Linked DNA regions of Homo sapiens: region 2 is linked to region 1. The links are chromatin loops, found by intact Hi-C in ENCODE. Cell type or tissue: psoas muscle. All regions are shown on one strand. Links, peaks and the distances in the headings refer to the core of each region. The heading gives the core; the rest is flanking DNA.

Region 1 (2,801 bases), core at 251-2,750:
GAGTGAGGGATAAAAAGCTACATACTGGGGCCAGACGCTGTGGTTCACACTTGTAATCCCAGCACTTTGGGAGGCCGAGGCAGGTGGATCACCTGAGGTCAGGAGTTTGAGACCAGCCTGGCCAACATGGTGAAATCCTGTCTCTACTAAAAATACAAAAATTAGCCAGGCATGGTGGCAGGCGCCTGTAATCCCAGCTACTTGGGAGGCTGAGGCAGGAGAATCACTTGACCCCAGCAGCTGGGGGTTGCAGTGAGCCGAGATCTTGCCACGGCCCTCCAGCCTGGGCAACAGAGCAAGACTCTGTCTTAAGAAAAAAAAAAAAGAAAGAAAAGAAAAGAAAAGAAAAGAAAAAAGCAAAACGAGAAAACTACGCATTGGGTACAATGTACTCTACCTGAGTGACGGCTGCGCTAAAATCCCAGGCTTCACCACTACCAATCATCCATGTAACCAAAAACAACTTGTACCCCAAAAGCTATTGAAATTAAAAAAATTTTTTTTTGTTTTTTTGTTTTGAGACGGAGTCTCGCTCCGTTGCCCAGGCTGGAGTGCAGTGGCACAGTCTCGGCTCACTGCAAGCTCCGCCTCCCGGGTTCATGACATTCTCCTGCCTCAGCCTCCGGAGCAGCCGGGACTACAGGCGCCCGCCACCGCGCCCGGCTATTTCTTTTTTTGTATTTTTAGTAGAGATGAAGTTTCACCGTGTTAGCCAGGATGGTCTCGATCTCCTGACCTCGTGATCCGCCCGCCTCGGCCTGCCAAAGTGCTGCGATTACAGGCGTGAGCCACCGCGCGCAGCCTTAAATGTTTTTTTAAGGGTCCGTTTTGTTTTATTTTGCTCCCTGGTCTAGCTCAGCTCCGGAATCGGTGCAGACACGCAATATCCTCTCAGTAGATATTTATGGAATAAATAAATCTGTCTCATCTTTGGCATTGCTATGATGGGGTCTATTTTGTCTTTTTCTCTATTTATCCCCATGTTTAAAATATTTTTTTATTAGAAAAAAAAACGGAAGTCACCTTAGGATGAAAGCGCCTCCCCTCCCAACCCCCCAGTGGGGTTTGGCATGTCTCTCGCTGTCCCCATCACCTCCCTGGCCCGTGCAGGTGGCCTGGCCGTGGTTCTGCACGGGCCGCCGCGTTTAGGCGGCACTGCAGCTAATGACACCCCGCAGCGTGTGCCTGGCTGGCCGCCCGAGATGTGCCTGCGCATGGCATGGGGACGTTTGCAAGCCTGGATCCTGGCGCGGGGGCAGGTAGCGGGAGAACAGGCACGCAGATGGCAGAGGGGCTGGGGCGGGGACGCTCGCCTGGCGTGGGCCACAGTCACGACCCAATCGTAGCCCCCACTGTGTCTCTTCATAGTTGCATCCTTGGAAACCGGCGGGGCTGCAGGAAAAAAATTAAAAATCAGATGAAAGAAAATAAAGCAGTGGAGACCTCCAGAAGGTGCCCGCCCCACAGAATAGTAGTCAGAGTGGTGCTGTGGTTACAATGTGCTTCCTGGGGTGATGACTTTATTCATTCCACAGATATTTATTATTATTATTATTATTATTATTATTATTGTTATTATTTGAAATGGAGTTTTGCTCCTGTTGCCCAGACTGGAGTGCAATGGCGCGATCTCGGCCCACCACAACCTCTCCCTCCCGGGTTCAAGCGATTCTTGTGCCTCAGCCTCCCGAGTAGCTGGGATTACAGGCATGCGCTGTCACGCCTGGTTAATTTTTGTATTTTTAGTAGAGACGAGGTTTCTCCATGTTGGTCAGGCTGGTCTCGAACTCCTGACCTCAGGTGATCCGCCCATTTCAGCCTCCCAAATTGCTGGGATTACAGACGTGAGCCACCGCGCCCAGCTTCCACGGATATTTATTGAGCACCTACTCTGTTCTAGAAACAGGAATGCAGCAGTGAACACGACAGAGAAGAGTCCCTGAACAAACATTCTAAATTTGTTAATTATACAGCAGGGTAGGTTGGAAAGTGATGTATGCTACGGGGGGAAAAATAGGCTGAAAGGATCGTCGTTCCACCTCGGCCTCCCAAAATAGTGGGATTATAGGTGTGAGCCACAGTGCTCAGTCTTAATTTTCAATATTGGCCATGATTAACAACTGGTAGGAAAAAAAAATCCTGAAAATATAACGATCAGCTCTTGTGAGTCAGTATACACCAACATCTGCACACTCTGGAGGGGTAAATTCTGTTTTGTTTGTTTGTTTTGTTTTGTTTTGTTTTGTTGAGACGGAGTCTCTCTGTCGCCCAGGCTGGAGTTCAGTGGCATGATCTTGGCTCACTGCAACTTCCCAGGGAGTTGGAAGGAGGGAGGAGGTTGGAGGGAGGAGGTTAGAGGGAGGAGGTTGGAGGGAGAGAGGAGGTTGGAGGGAGGAGGTTGGAGGGAGGAGGTTGGAGGGAGGGAGTAGGTTGGAGGGAGGGAGGAGGTTGGAGGGAGGGAGGAGGTTGGAGGGAGGAGGTTGGAGGGAGGAGGTTGGAGGGAGGGAGGAGGTTGGAGGGAGGGACGAGGTTGGAGGGAGGGAGGAGGTTGGAGGGAGGAGGTTGGAGGGAGGGAGGAGATTGGAGGCAGGAGGTTGGAGGGAGGAGCTTGGAGGGAGGGAGGAGGTTGGAGGGAGGAGGTTGGAGGCAGGAGGTTTGCTGATTTTTAGCATTTGCCCATTTCCTGTGGTGTAAATATTCAAGCCAAGAATGATTTCCAGCTACCACCAAGGAGCCATAGAACAGGGTATGGGGGCTGGGCGCGGTGGCTCACACCTGTAATCCCAGCACTTCGGGAGGCT
Region 2 (2,801 bases), core at 230-2,729, 130 kb before region 1:
ATCATAGCTCAATGCAGCCTCGACCTCCTGGGCTCAAATAATCCTCCCACCTCAGCCTCCTAAGTAGCTGAGACTACAGGTACACACCACCATGCCCGGCTAATTTTTTTTCTTTTTGAGACAGAATCTTGCTGTCTTCCAGGCTAGAGTGCAGTGGCATGATCTCAGCTCACTGCAACCTCCACCTCCCAGGTTCCAGCAATTCTCCTGAATAGCTGGGATTACAGGTGCGCACCACCACGCCTGGCTAATTTTTTGCATTTTTAGTAGAGATGGGGTTTCATTATGTTGGCCAGCTGGTCTGGAACTCCTGACCTCAAGTGTTCCGCCCGCCTCGTCCTCCCAAAGTGCTGGGATTACAGGCGTGAGCCACCGCACCCAGCCTGATTTTTAAAAAAATTTTGTAGAGACAGGGTCTCGCTATGTTGCCCAGGCTGGTCTTGACCTCCTGGGCTCCAATGATCCTCCCACCTTAGCCTCCTGAGCAGCTGCGGTAACAGGCATGAGCCACCGCGCCCAGCTAAGATAAAGTTCTAGTGGCACACAGCCACACCCACGCATGGACATACTGTCTGCAGCAGCTTTGTGCCACAATGGCACAGCTCTAGACAGAACCCACAGTGCCACAAAGCTGAAGATATTGACGAGGTGGCCTTTATAGAATCAGTTTGTGGATGCCTGGTCTACAGTCTCCAGGACCCCTATGGCTGACCCCCCTCTCCAAACTGCCCCGATTGCCCACCCTTGGATGGGGGTGGCGTCACCTCTACCCCATCCCCATCTTTCCGTACCTGCTGTTTTGGTCACTTCAAATTCCTCAGTTTTCAGAGGGACATCACTTTCCCTTTCAAATGCGGCTTTAGACTGAAAAAGAATGAGTGGAAACTTTACCAGGGCCAGTTCAATGCTCATCATTAGGAAAACGATTGAGTTTGCTTTCCAGAGAAGCACAGACTAAAGCTTTCTACTTTTACTAGAGATGGAGAGGAGACTTTTTTGTTTTTGAGCCAGGACCTCACTCTACTGTCCAGGCTGGAATGCAGCAGTGCAATCATAGCTCACTGCAGCTTCAAAGTCCTGGACTCAAGTGATCCTCCTGCTGCGGCCTCCTGAGTAGGTGGGACTATGGGTGCATGCCAACACGCCTGGCTATTTTTTTTTTACTTTTGGTAGATATAGGGTCTTGCTATGTTGCCTAGGCTGGAATCAAATTCCTGGCCTCCAGCAATCCTCCTGCCTCAGCCTCCCAAATTGCTGGGATTACTGGCGTGAACCGCCGCGCCTGGCCTGGAGAAGTCTTTTCTGGCATATACAAGAGAAGCCAGCAGCAACAGGTTACCAAACCCCCGTGCCCCTGGCCTGGGGGCGTCTGTGTGCCAGGTTCCTGCAAGTTACACACCCTACCTCTGCAGGATTCGCTGTCCCCTCTCCTCCCTGTCCCCATGGAGCCCTCTTGTGGCAGGACATCTCACAGCTGCCCCAGTGCACAGAAGCCACACCCGGAGCCTGCCCCACTCCAAGATACTCACGTAGGCCATGGCGTACTCAATCTCAGCGCCCCGCACCTCTGCCTTGAACTGTGTGAAGTACAGATAGGACTTCCCCTGGGGCCTGCAGAGGAAGAGGGGGCGAGGGAGTCAGGCCAGGCCTGCTGGGTCTGGGTCTGTGTGCCCTGGAAGGAGCCCCGCCAGGGACTCGGGCTGGGGTCAGCAGGTCTCGTGCCTGCTTCTCAACATGGACGCCATTCCCGAGCACGAGCACCTGCTGACTGGGAAGGATGGATGGGGCCCTCTCAACAGCAGACCCTCTTTCTTTTGTGCCAGAATTTTTTTTTTTTTTTTTTTTTGGAGACGAGTCTCACTCTGTTGCCCAGGCTGGATGGCAATGGCACAATCTCACTCACTGCAGCCTCTGCCTCCTGGGTTTAAGTGATTCTCCTGCCTTAGCCTCCCTTGTAGCTGGGAGTACAGGCACCCGCGACCACATCTGACTAATTTTGGTATTTTTAGTAAAAACATGGTTTCACCATGTTGGCCAGCCTGGCCTGAACCCCTGACCTCAAGTGATCCACTCGCCTCAGCCTCCCAGAGGGCTGTGATTAGAGGTGTGAGCCACTGTGCCTGGCCCCTTTGTGCCAGAATGTTCTTCCAGCTCATTCATAGACACGCCTCTCTCCCCTGTGGGCTGGGAGCTGCTCTGGGACAGGACCCCATGTCCATTCACTGCACATGGCTTCTTGGTTGCTGACAGCAATCCAGGTACTACGACGGGGGCTGGGGCTGGGCAATGAGAGGCCAGTAAAGGCTTCTCAGAGGGCATTGACTAGGAAGTACAGGAGTTAACTTAAGAAGTGGGGAGGATCATCTGCCCAGGTCTCTAGAAGGCTGCTAACGGAGGCTTCTAAGGAACTGGAGTGGCAGAAGGTGTCGGAAGGTGACAGCAGGGGATGATGGCATCTCTGGTGTGAAGAGAGTGTGATGGGGATGGAGGGGCAGCAGGGGGGCCATTTCTGTGGAAGCCCTGGCTGGGGTTCTATGTGCATGGGTGGGGCGGGGGTATCCAGGGAGCCCTAGATTCTTCTTTAAGCCCTAGCACTGCCAACAGCCCTGGTCAGGGAGGGTCCAGTCACTGTCTGAGATGAGGAGGCCTGGGGTGGCAGGTCTCCGGGGCTGAGCATGCCCCTGGGGAGCTTTTGTGGGGGTTGGACAGGAGGATTCAGGCTCAAGGTGAGCCCAGCCACCATCCCAACTGCTCCAGACCTGCACCTGCCCAGATGCCCTCTGGGGAGCTGGCACTCAGGG

The links. Hi-C counts contacts between places; a loop is a spot of excess contacts. Peaks named below come from ENCODE experiments on the same cell type or tissue, not always from the same donor. Only the 100,000 strongest peaks of a DNase experiment are listed, where the experiment ranks them.
Region 2: a loop joins it to region 1, with 2.8 times the contacts of the local background. A loop is called at or near these places in 10 of 110 quality-filtered maps.

What each region holds. Positions count from the first base shown.
Region 1 is chr19:4,784,136-4,786,936 of GRCh38, forward strand. It overlaps LOC124904620 (a long non-coding RNA gene), which reads right to left. Exons shown (of 2, transcript XR_007067103.1): 2 at 930-1,392. Among named protein-coding and RNA genes, the nearest start is that of FEM1A, 6.2 kb to the right of the region's middle. In psoas muscle, for the core only: no CTCF peak of the experiment used is centred there; a DNase peak (open chromatin) is centred at 1,196; H3K4me3 peaks cover 1,052 bases; H3K27ac peaks cover 489 bases.
Region 2 is chr19:4,659,140-4,661,940 of GRCh38, forward strand. It overlaps MYDGF (myeloid derived growth factor), which reads right to left. Exons shown (of 6, transcript NM_019107.4): 4 at 1,530-1,611; 5 at 792-864. Among named protein-coding and RNA genes, the nearest start is that of MYDGF, 9.8 kb to the right of the region's middle. RefSeq lists enhancers at 1,530-2,029, 2,331-2,801. In psoas muscle, for the core only: a CTCF peak has its summit at 1,436 (motif pointing left); a DNase peak (open chromatin) is centred at 1,461.